Linked DNA regions of Homo sapiens: regions 2 and 3 are each linked to region 1. The links are chromatin contacts, found by Hi-C or POLR2A ChIA-PET in ENCODE. All regions are on one chromosome and are shown on one strand. Each heading gives the region's core, a stretch centred on a gene start or an enhancer-like site at or near the end of the contact. The rest is flanking DNA. Distances are from core to core; before and after follow the strand shown. Region 1 overlaps THRB (thyroid hormone receptor beta). Region 2 overlaps THRB (thyroid hormone receptor beta). Region 3 overlaps THRB (thyroid hormone receptor beta).

Region 1 (3,973 bases), core at 958-3,457:
AACAATCATTACACATATACTATGGAGCCATGAAGATTCTAGTTTCAAAACTAAGTTTAACAAGGAATAACTGTCTCCAGATTTAATAGCAAGTATCATAAAGATTATGAGATGATGATGTAGGAGAGTAAACGTTTTCATTGCCACAAATGTGGGATGACAGCATGATTCAAGACTGGTAGATAAAACAAGGTGACTCTAAGGAGAAAGAGACAACTCTCCACAAGACCTTTTCTGTAGCTGAATTATAATTATTCTTTTATGCTTTTGACCATATTTTACCACCCATGTTCTAAAACAGTGGCTAAATGTTCCATACTGAGAAACCAGAACCACCTGGGTCTTACCTTCTTGTGGCCATGATGCACATCCCTGAGCAGCCATATTGCTCTCCAAAGAAGTTTCCCAAGACCAACCTGCTTCCCCTGCTCACCTGTCCCAAGGGCACCACTGCTCCTTCTGCCAGACTGCACAGTGCACCTGCACTCTGCCTGTGATGCAGGCTGGGAGAAATGGACCCTGAAAAGATTCAGCTTTGCTTTTTCACCAGCTGAGGGAAATTGTCTGCAGGGCTGCCTTAGATCTGCCAAAATCATCCCAGCAATACCTGGCAAAAGCCCAAGATGTGAGTTATTCATACTAAAAATGGAGAATTGGGGCCAATATTCTACCTATGAGTTTTTAATTCCAAGAATTTAAAAATAATATTATATATATATATATATTTTTTTTTTTTTTACAAAGTAAAGATTGGGAAGCAGCTGGGCATCAGGCTGAGAGGCTGGCTAAAAAGAAAACAGCTGTGTTGGTCTTAAGTCTGAGCTGACTACAATAACTCTTGATTTCTTTGAACCTTGAACCTGAGGATTCAAGGCCATAAAGCAAAGCTACCAAGTGTTGACTTATCTGATTCCTTGTGAGACATACAGAGTAGAGTTGGTTGTTAAGCCATCTTTAAATGGAAAGTGTTACAGAAATGCTTATAATAATAAAAGGCTAATTATAGCATTTTCCCAAGTTGTGGGATTACTATAATGGGAATGATGGCACATGCAAGACCTAACACATTTATCAAAGAGCTGGCGGGATGTCTACAAAAGTAAATATTATATATGCTGATATGTCATGTGCTGATCAACATAGTAAGTCTAGCTGGACAGCTGCTTTAGTTTAAGATAAGCAAAGCAAGCATAGGAGTGTTCGAAAACCACTTATGCTCCGGTGAATATACCTAAAGTGTGTTTCAGCTGGAGAGTGGGGATTGGGAGAGGGCTCATGCCTCTTTATATCTTCACAGTACCTTATAATTATAAAGTGCCTAGCATTCTGCCTAGCACCTAGTAGCTGATCAATGAATCATTGCCTTTTTCCCCCTTCCTCTGGCATGTTGTCATCAGTGGGAGATGGCTTATGGGTAGGGGTATGGGGAGCTTTGAGTACCAAGAGCACATGGTCTAAAGCAGTGGGTTTGCTATACAAATATAGCCTTGAGACATCTCTGGTTCCTCCTTCCTAGCAGATTGTCCCCTCTGTCACACCTACGAAGACATTTTTATACTGTCATTGGCTACCTTTTATTCAGTGAGTGCTCCACAAATACCTGTTGATTCAACTGCATCTCTTGTGGACATTTATGGCACTTCAAGACTGTGGTTGCCTTTAGTGACTGCCACTGAACAGATTCCTGCTTGTTGAGTATTGCTTATTGCTGAAGCTATTTTTATAAGCACTGCCAAAAGCCTTTAATCCTCTGTCAGTTGAGTGTATCTTTTGGGTTGTTTTTGTTGTTACAGCTAACCTTTTGGCAGAGAATGGGGCAGACAAAAAAAAAGGGGGGGAATTGAGATAGGAAGCAGTTTGTAGAAAGATCCTTGGAAAAACCCTTTCCCCCAAATTACATTTTGCATTCCATTAGAGAACAACAGATTAAAAACAAAGCACAAATCTCGCTGAGAACCTGAAAGGCAAGTTTCAGCATGAGTGAATTTTTAACAGCCTTGAAGGAGGGGGTTAAAATGAAATTCTGACAACCTTAACTACATTTCTTTCTTAAAGCGTTGCTATAATAATAAAAGGTGAAATGTCAGCAGTCACATATTATTCTGTCTAACAATAGTTTATAATTTTTACTCTGTGGGAGCACTTGCCCTTTTATAGTCTCAACTCTTGCGTTTTGACTGACTGCCCAAGGACAGCAATTACTTAAGCCATTTACCTACACACCGGCAGCACAGCCAAGACCTGCTCTGCATTGCTAAGTTCTCCAGGGATTTGCTCTTGGGGACTTCAGTCAGTAAAGGAATTCTATGATATGAGCTACTTACTACCCCTGGGGTTTCAACCACTCCAAAAATCTGTATTCATCCCTACACCTTGAAAACACACTGCTGGCTATGCTTTCTGCGAAGGAGAGATCAGCTTCTTTCTGTGCGTCAGGAAAACATCTTCAAACATCCAAATAGTCACACAGTCTCCTTCAGAATATTGCAGAAGAATAGATACTACTCAGTTATCACAAAGTAGAGATGGGAGTTTTCTATTAAAATTTTATTCACTTAGCAAGCATGATTAGAACAGCTGCTATGTCCACCAACCTAGAGCATCTGCTAGGGTAGAGCTACCAAGATTACTACTACACAGAACCAGCCCACAGAGAGTACATTTTGTGGGAAAAGTCAGATGAGAGATATAAATTGTTGAGGGAAGCAGTAGGCTAATCAAGGAAGTAGCCTGCCTTGAGGTTAGGGATGGGAATCCTGGCATCAGTCATGAACCATCAGCTCAAATGCCCTCAGGGTTGGGCAGGTAAGGAAATAAATGAAGGGTGCCAGTAGGGACTGTCACACAGTGTAGCCAGTGAGAGCCATCAAGATGGAACACTATCCCTCAACTACAGCTGTTCAGTGCCATGAGCAAATACCAGCCCATTCTTGCCAGAGCTTTGGCTTTTTGAAAATTATTTTTTAATGTTGGCAACTAGTTCACAGTGTTTTACCCCCATGAATTCCACACAAAACAGTTCTAGGGACCAACCTTTGGGTTATGATGTGTGCTGTCTTAAAATTCCATTCTATATGCTTTATCTCAGGCTGTTACAGGTTAGGCGCTCTAGAAAGCAGATTCTGAGACAGTGTAGTAAGCAGGAGGTTTACTCAGATAGCTGTCTGTGGTAGGAATGGGAAGGAAGCAGGTGTGGAGTGTGGATAGAGGGAGAAGTTGGACTGTGATGGAGTCTCAGTAAATGTCTCTGCTAACATTTAAAGAGCAGTGAAACTTGGTAGCCCTTCAGAGTTGTTCCAAGTTGGGTGACGGGGCTGGGCCTTTATACCTTGGCATGAACCAATCACTGGACGTGGGTTGCTTGGGAAGGGGAATGACTTTGGGTAAGGAGGCTCTCTTCAGCCAAAGGAATATGCATCAGAGTCAGCCACCCTCTCAGTAGCTGGGAAATCAGTTATATCTTACTGAAGGAGATCTGGGTGGTGCGTGACAATACCCATCATAGCTGTAGATAGGTTTTTCTGCATGGACTGTGTTGCCCCTGAACACAAGGATGAGGTTGCAATCAACATTGAACTGACCTGACAATCATGCCCTAGAGAAGAGAGATGATCTCACATTGTTTCTCCTGGTCCCATCCTGTCTCTGGGCCTGTCTCTTTCCCTACTTTTGCTGGCCTGTATGTCTCCCACAGAAGCTAGTGGAACAGGATTCCTAAACCCCCTGAGGAATTCCTAACCCCTTGACCCAACCTCAGAGCTATATTGGTGTGGCCTACAATCCATATTTGGAGCATTTCTAAGGATACAGTTTCAACCTAAGCAGACAGAGTTGTAATGGAATGTAATGATGCACTCATTTTTGCAACATGTGCTTTTTGATAGCCTACTGCATGCCAGGCACCAAGCTACTCACTTTGAACAAAAGAGGTTTCCTGCGTGCAAGAAGTTTGGTATTTAGTTGGTAATGCAGA
Region 2 (3,973 bases), core at 515-3,014, 62 kb before region 1:
GAAGCATGTTTCTCGGAGCCTCATCTTTCTCAGCAGAAGATTAGTAGGCCTTCCTCATAGGTGAGGACCAAAGGAATGTACATCTGGCACATACTACATGCTCAGTAATGATTTTCTTGGATGACTTGGACACTTCTCCCCTTCTCAACCCTGCTGTAAGCATCTCCACCAGCCTGCTTAAATCTACCCCCATTTTTATGTGAAAATGTTGGATGGGAACCATGAGGTGACAGACCAGGGCTAGGACTAGGGTGAGGGAAGTTAGGCACGCACCTTGGGCACCAAACGGAAGGGGGTGCCAAAAATCCAGGCAATCACAACAAATATTATTTTAATGCACTACTTTTAAAAATCAAAAGTAATGCACAAATACCCATGGTAAAATAAATATTAATGTTTAAATAAAGACAGAATCAGTATTAACTGATTTCTCCTTTCACCTCAAGATCTGTCATTTGGTGCAGTACTGGGAAAATGTGAAAGCTTACTCCCCAGCCCCCAAGACTCTTTCTCATTTCTCCCATAGTTGTTAGCTAAGGGCTAGTCCTCAGCCTCGGGCAATCTAGTCATCTCTAAATGCTAAAGACTTCAGAATGTATTCTAACACCTGTGATACTGGGCATACTTGAGGTTGGGGCTTAGGCCCCTACCAGCCCAGCCCCCAGTGCTTTTTTATCTGTTGCAACATAGAAGTTGAAGCAAGGTTCCCTAGTTCACCCCACGTCAGTAAACCAGGCCCTTTGACCCCTGGAAATGTTGAGCAAACACAAAGTAAAATAACCCAATGCTCTATTAAAGGCTGAGGTTTAAAGGTCAGCTTTGTGCTTATTGGCTGCAAGTCTGATTCACTCCCTAAATGACTATCAGGGAGATTTGTGCTTGCAACATGGACTGAGGAGATGAGCCTTTCCATTCAGAGTGGGGAGCTATTTGCTTTATAAGGAGCTGTCCTCACCAAAAGGAAAGCAGCAGGTCAGGAGCAGGTGAAAGAGAATAGAGGTCCCTGAACCAGGAATGCTTCCTTCTGATTTTGACTCTGACTTTTGAAAGCTAAAGGTACATGTAGGCCGGGCGTGGTGGCTCACGCCTGTAATCCCAGAACTTTGGGAGGCTGAGGCGGGTGGATCACGAGGTCAGGAATGTAAGACCAGCTTGGCTAACATAGTGAAACCCCATCTCTACTAAAAATACAAAAAAAATTAGCTAGGCATGGTGGCAGGCACCTGTAGTCCCAGCTACTCGGGAGGCTGAGGCAGGAGAATCGCTTGAATCTGGGAGACAGAGGTTGCAGTGAGCTGAGATCGCGCCACTGCACTCCAGCCTGGGTGACACAGCGAGACTCTGTCTCAAAAAAAAAAAAAAAAAAAAAAGTACATGTAGTGGCTTGTAGCTTTCAGCTGTTTCCCAGGAAAATCAGAAAATCTTCAACTGAAATATTTGGTAATTTAGACGTCATTAGTAAGTGGATAATAAATAATTAAGGTTAGACTTGTCATAGCTCATATGTATCACAAGGAAATATTTATGGAGTTTTGAGCCTGTGGGTCACTTTTCCTATAACAAAACCTGGGTGTGGGAAACCAAATTTTTAAAAGTTATATTATTTACATATTTTTATTTCAATTTGAAGAAAAATTTGTCTAATTTTTAGAATGTTTTCCTGCAAATATAACAGACTTCATAATGCACATTTATGAAGGATTCTGAAACAATAGCAAGGAAGGAGAAAGAGCTGCATGGATTAATCCTGAGCTGCTGCAGCACACTGACTGCATGTCAGTGGCACTTTAAGATTGCAACATTTTGTTTGGTGACCTTCACACCAGTTGACTGTATGCACCTTAATCTCTCTCTCAAAAAAAAGCTGAGCCTACTATAGATTGGCATCTTTTTCTTTTTAACCCCAGTTTTTCATTTACCTACACTGGTTTACCTACACCTGGTTTAATTTGTACAGCAGAATGAAGTTCTTTATTACAAAGCTCAGAAACTCGTCTTTGAGTTTTTAGGAACAGTAAGTACAAAGGTTGTCATGAATTGAGACTGAAAGACCTCATAGATAAATTGGGTAGTACATTTTTAAAGTAAAGAATAAATAACACTTCAGAAAAATGTAGAATACGTTCATAAATGCACAAATGGAGATAAAATGTCACTTTTTGTAATGAGGTTTCTTTCAGACTTTGACACTCGTAAGTAAATGTTCAGAGGAAATAAACGTCAGGGCATATCAGCTTTTGTGAGGGTTGCCAATGTGTAAATGTGAGGTCTACTGTAAATCGTGCTGTCCATTTACCTGCCTCTCTGCAGGAATTTCTTTTTGAGTGTGTAGTCCTTATTTCCCAAGAATAAATACAAAGACTTTTCAGACTATGAATACATATCACATGGTCTCTAAGGTACAGTTGTACATTATACCTGTGGAAGTTTTCTTTCTTAAATAATTAAACGAGATTTTTAATTGTATAAAATAAGAATCTTAAATATTAAGTTATGATGCTTTCTTTAAGAGTGTCTAGTTTCCTTCCTTCTCTCTCCCTTCTTCCCTCTGTTTACTTCCCGGCTAACTCCCCTCCTTTCTTCCTTCTCCCCTTCCTCCTTCTTCCCTCCTTTCCTTCCTTCCTCATTAATTCTTAAAATGTTCATTTGAATGCTTAGATGCTAGATTGTCTCATTTCTGCCTCTATGATTATTGCTTATAAATCAAAGCAGTAAGTCCCACTAAAAACTTAAGAGCCAAGTTAGTATCTTCTTTTTTAGCGTCCTATTATTCACTCAAACTTAATCTTCTTTTTTTCCCATTATTACAAGTTATTACTAAAACTAGCACAGAAAAGCTTTTCACTATATCGCCTCCTTTGAATTAAGATAGTCTCACATATATAGTATTTAGGGAAAAGATAAGGCTAATATTCTTTGGACCGGCTTCCCTATTTTGAAAAAATCTTCCCTCATATCCCTAAACCATACAGACAAGCATTATGCAGAAAACCATTAACATGACTTTCAGTTTTCAAGAGAGAAAGTCAAAAATTCCACAGAAAATTAGAGCTGTTGGACTAAATGTTGGTCTATTAATAAGCAGGAAGAACAATTTAGCTGTTTTCCCTGCTGAGTTAATATATAGTACTGCTGTCTTTCCTGCAGCGGTATTCTCCAGCTGGGTTACTTGGTTCTGGGAATTTCCTCTCAAAATGCCCATTTCTGTCAACCAGCCATCAGACCTGCCTGAGGATAGTTGATATGACAGTGGTGTGACATATTGAATATTAATATGAAAGTGACCTTCCCTGCTGTCAGAAATGGGTCATATATATGTGAAATCCATGAAAATAGATGAGAACAGATTTAAAATAAGGAACACTCCTTATATTGGTATACAGTGTTCACCATGCTTGTACTGAAATATGGCTGTAAGTAGCTTGCCTTCAAGAATTTTTAATAATCATTTCTGAAGAACTGATTTTCCCTTTCATACTTTGTCTTTCATTGGCCAACTTTAAATCACCCTCTAACTAGCCACATGGCTGCCCATCACTCCCTCTGTCAAATTCAGAATTCTGCCTTTGCCTTCAAACTCAAGCCATTCCTGCTTTGACTTCCTTCTGTCTTACATCTGTCCTTGACCTTATTTTGGCTGTTTTGTTTGCCATTCTCTAAATTCGCATCTTTCTGGCCTGCTTTTGCATGGGCTTCTCTGTCATTTATTTTTAACTAGTGGCATAGAGTCCTTCCCTGTCATCTGCTGGCTTGTGTTCTTACTCTCCAAAGCCAGTGGCAGGGGTTTTCTTTCTCAGAAAAGGCATTTCTCTGTTTAAATATTAGTTTTCATACCCAGAACTTGCTGACTCTTGAACATTTAATGTACATTTAGCCAAACAACCTGAATCTGTTATAAATGTGCAAAGACCAAGTTTTATATTTTTATATGTTTTGTAATAACCTCATGACAGGTACTTAATGGGTTGTGTTT
Region 3 (3,973 bases), core at 942-3,441, 37 kb after region 1:
CCAATATAGACAAGAAAACCCAATGGTGAGATCCTAGTCACTCATTATGCTTTGTGTGTTCTTCCAAAGTAAACATATTTCTGTCCAATTTGTGATAGCATTTGAAGTTCCTTTAACTTTTTTTTAACTTTTATCTTAAGTTCAAGGGTACAAGTTCAGATTTGTTACATAGGTAAATTTGTGTGATGGGGGTTTGTTGTATAGATTATTTCATCACCCAGGTATTAAGCCTACTACTCATTAGTTATTTTTTCTGATCCTCTCCCTCCTCCTATCCTCCACCCAAAAGGCCCTAGTGTGTGTTGCTCCCCTTTATGTGTCCATGTATTTTCATCATTTAGCTCCTACTTATAAGTGAGAACACGCAGTGTTTGGCTTTCTGTTCCTGTGTTAGTTTACCAAGGATAATGGCCTCACTGTTCACAATAGCAAAGACATGGAACCAACCTAAATGTCCATCAGTGATAGACTGGATAAAGAAAATGTGGCACATATACCCCATGGAATACTATGCAACCTTTAAAATTCTTAATAGAAGCATTTAATTGAAATCAGGGCACAAGACTACCATATTGTAAATGATGTACTTAGTATCCTCCTAAGATTTTTTTAATTTTAGCAATGCTTAGCAAGAGATTGAGATGACTTGCCCTCATCTTAGTGTTTAAAATTTGCTATGCATATGTGCTTTATTAAATATTGCATTATTTAGATTAAGAGATAAAAAACAAACCTATTTTTTAAAATTAAGGGGCTTATTAATACAAAGTTTTATAGGAGTTTTCTTTCCTTTGTTTGCTTTGTTTTGTTTTTATCATATGGAATCGCCTAATATATAAAGTCAGAGAAATAAATGATAAAACAGATTAACCTGCCTTTTTCCTTCCTGCACCTGGCAATGCAACACTGAGCCTTTGGTGATATCCACACTGACCTGCACAGTTCAGGAAAGTGACAAAGTAACTAGAAACCACATGAAAAATGAAGACACTTTATTTGACTTGTATGCTTCTGTGCTTGCTAATTCACAGTGAATTGTCTATGGTCCTAGCTTGAATACACAGCCTCATTTCTTTGTGCGACCTTCATTTCCTTGTCAAATGTCTATAGAGATTTGTCTATTGCTCAGTTTTGCCTGTAGCCAGCTGGGTGACATGAGTTGCTGTAGAACTGTGAAACTCTACACCAAGCAATTCATGGCTGTGTGACATTTACACTGACTGTGTGTAGGCTATCTAAACCTTTAGCGTTACTTATGGACTACAGTTTTAAACTATTCTACACATCCCACATGAAAAAAATATACAAGACAAAGAGTGTTTCTGACAAGAGGTTTTTTTTTTGTAAGTTGGTTTTTCTTTATGCAAATATACTTGGGGGGTAAGAATCCATGTTTCACTTTTACTCTGCATGTGATTCACTCTTGTGTTCAGTCTGCCTGCTCTCCTTGTTGAATTGCAATTTAACCCCTGAAGTTGTCATTAAAGAGAAAATCGACAAAATTTTATCCAGATATTTGTCAATCAATGAATGAAAAAACTAGAGTTTATAAAGAAATATAGTATTACATTTTTAAAAATAGCTTTATTTATCAAGCAATCAAAGCAATCTATACCTAAAGTGGGAATTTGAAAAACAAGGAAAAGAATAAAAAAGAAATTGAATATTCATTCTTAATTTCACTAGCCAGTGTTTATAGCTCTTCTTAATATTTTGGAGTGTTTCTTCCAAGTCTTTTTCTATGGATATGTAGTATATGTGTATGCTTAAAATATGGTTGAATTCATATTTTGTGTGTATAGTTTTTCATCCTGCTGTTTACATTTAATATTTTGTTGTGATGAATTCTTGCATTGTGCGTTTGTAGGTTTGAGTTTGAATGGCTGCGCAAAGACCTTTTAAAACCAACCACCCCGGTTTGAAATTTGCAGGCTGCTTCTGATTTCATACTGCTAAAACAAATGTTCCTGTAGACATCTGTGAAGGCAAATCTTAGACTGCATTTTTGGCTTCTGGTCCATTAAGCCCTGTTACATTCCTTGTCATTTTTGACCCTTTCTAGCTAAAGCAATGACCAGTCACGTTCACCTCTCTTCTCTAGCTCACAGCCCTATCCTCATAGGGACAGCATTACTGAACTGGACCATGGTGCTTGGCCTAAAACATGTTTTCGTTTCTTTGGTTGTTGAAGATAAGCCAGAATGGCAGCTTGCCCAAAAGTGATCCAAGAACTTTTGTATGGAAGTTTTGTTTAATAGTACTAACAGGAATGTTTTTAAAATAAAAGTTTTATTAAGGTTAAATTTGTTCCTGTGTTAGAAAGATAAGGTTTATTCTCACATGCCTGAACTAGTTCCTTCCAACATGTTTGCTAGCTTTTCTGTTGACACAAAATGTCAATGGCCTGAGAAAGACTTTACACCCTCAAAAGAGAGATAAAGGAAACTCAAGACCATGAGCTTCTTTATCACAGTGATACACATAGATGCTCACACCATTCTTCATTGTCAGTTGCAGAACCCTTTGTTCCTCTTCCAAAAAGTGTCTTTGTGTTTCTCAGAATGAGCTGGCTCACTCTCTCCCATCTGTCGGAAATGCAAGAGAACTTCATGGAAAGCAAGAGTATATAGGGTTCCCTGTAAGGTTAGAGGTGAGCTCCAGGCACTTAGTCCCGGTCACCATCTGCTCTCATGTGTCTAGCACTACAGACATTGTTACAGAGGTGGGACAGGAAGTGTCTGTCCTACAGGTGTTAAGCTTCTCATTCCCAGCACCTTGGGTGCCTTGGGATGACCTTTTCTCTCCTGTCTCTGCTCTGACTGATTTACTGTGTGACTTTGAGAGTGTGTTTTAAGGACTTGTTCTGGAAAAGATTAAGACAATTTCTAAAGATGCATACACTATAAGAAGTTGACCTAAATAAGAACAAAAGGTGAGAAGGCAAAGGAAAACAAGGCTAACAACAAATTGGAGTTTAGGCCAAATTAACAAAATGCATACCACTGTTCATTCAATAACATTTTATTGAATGCCTAATATGTACCATTGTCTAGAAGACAATGTTTTTCAAACTTCGTTGCAACACATTAATGGCCTGGGAAACCATCTTAGTAAGTGCCCATCATTTTGAAAGGATTAGGATGTGAAGGCAAGAACAGAATATCGGAGGGCATTGCACAAAGTAAGGGTATTATATCCTTTACGTAACTTTCAGATTTATGTGTGTGTTTGTGCATTAGGTCATGATATAAAATTTCTCTCTGTGGCCATGGCAAAGAAAGTTTTAAAACTACTGATCTAAGGGTATACACAAATTTAGGGCTGAGTTTTTTAGAAGCCAATGGGAAGAGAAAAAACTGATTTCTTGCATGATTTGGGGTGCTGATCTACAACTATACACAAGAAAAAAATTTCTGCTATTCTTCACCAAGAAAAAAAAATGAATAACATACTAAGCAGCGTATTTACAGAAAATCCTGAAAACTTAATGCTGTTTCTTTTAGCCTCCTCTTTTATACCATTTCATATAGATACTACATGCAGGGTGACAGCACCATGTTATGTCTGAAATTTTCCCTGATGTAAGCTGTAGGTCCCATCACTGTTCCCTGCCACATGTTTGTATTCTTATGAATGCTAAGTAGAAAAAAAAGTATTGATATTTCTTAAAGAAATTACCTTAAATAAACCTTTTTATTAAAATGAAACATACACACAGAGATGTACACAAATCATTAGCATACAGCTTAACAAATTTTCACAAAACAAATCCACCTATATGATCACCATTTAGATCATGAAATGCAATACTGACAAGAAGCAAAAACTCTCTTCACACCGGCTTTCAGCCTGTCCCCAAAGGAGAGACTGAACTCCCTGGAGTTCTAAAACCAGAGTTTAATTTTGCTTAGTTTTGAACTGTATATAATGGCCTAATATAGAATATACTTTCTTGTGTCTGGCATATTTTGCT

The links. Hi-C counts contacts between places; a loop is a spot of excess contacts on that map. ChIA-PET counts read pairs that join two places held with the same protein, here RNA polymerase II (POLR2A).
Region 2: a map of Calu3 shows a loop between it and region 1 (1.9-fold over the local background). The contact joins two enhancer-like sites. A Hi-C loop is called at or near these places in 2 of 168 maps with a recorded cell type or tissue (Calu3 and HepG2). POLR2A ChIA-PET finds 5 or more read pairs at or near these places in 1 of 52 experiments (HepG2).
Region 3: a loop to region 1 is called in a map of aorta, with 2.0 times the contacts of the local background. The contact joins two enhancer-like sites. A Hi-C loop is called at or near these places in 3 of 168 maps with a recorded cell type or tissue (PC-3, aorta and breast epithelium). POLR2A ChIA-PET finds 5 or more read pairs at or near these places in 4 of 52 experiments (HepG2, MCF 10A, OCI-LY7 and 1 more).

Annotation. Positions count from the first base shown.
Region 1 is chr3:24,387,550-24,391,522 of GRCh38, reverse strand. The region is part of intron 1 of THRB (thyroid hormone receptor beta); the gene reads left to right. Among named protein-coding and RNA genes, the nearest start is that of THRB-AS1, 100 kb to the left of the region's middle. Within about 2 kb of position 2,207, at least 4 of the 41 ENCODE cell types and tissues checked have a DNase peak (open chromatin) inside an H3K27ac peak, as active enhancers do.
Region 2 is chr3:24,448,627-24,452,599 of GRCh38, reverse strand. All of the region lies in intron 1 of THRB (thyroid hormone receptor beta), which reads left to right. Among named protein-coding and RNA genes, the nearest start is that of THRB-AS1, 43 kb to the left of the region's middle. RefSeq lists a cis regulatory region at 803-816 and an enhancer at 737-881. Within about 2 kb of position 1,764, at least 5 of the 41 ENCODE cell types and tissues checked have a DNase peak (open chromatin) inside an H3K27ac peak, as active enhancers do.
Region 3 is chr3:24,350,534-24,354,506 of GRCh38, reverse strand. All of the region lies in intron 1 of THRB (thyroid hormone receptor beta), which reads left to right. Among named protein-coding and RNA genes, the nearest start is that of THRB-AS1, 140 kb to the left of the region's middle. RefSeq lists a cis regulatory region at 2,311-2,328 and an enhancer at 2,247-2,391. Within about 2 kb of position 2,191, at least 7 of the 41 ENCODE cell types and tissues checked have a DNase peak (open chromatin) inside an H3K27ac peak, as active enhancers do.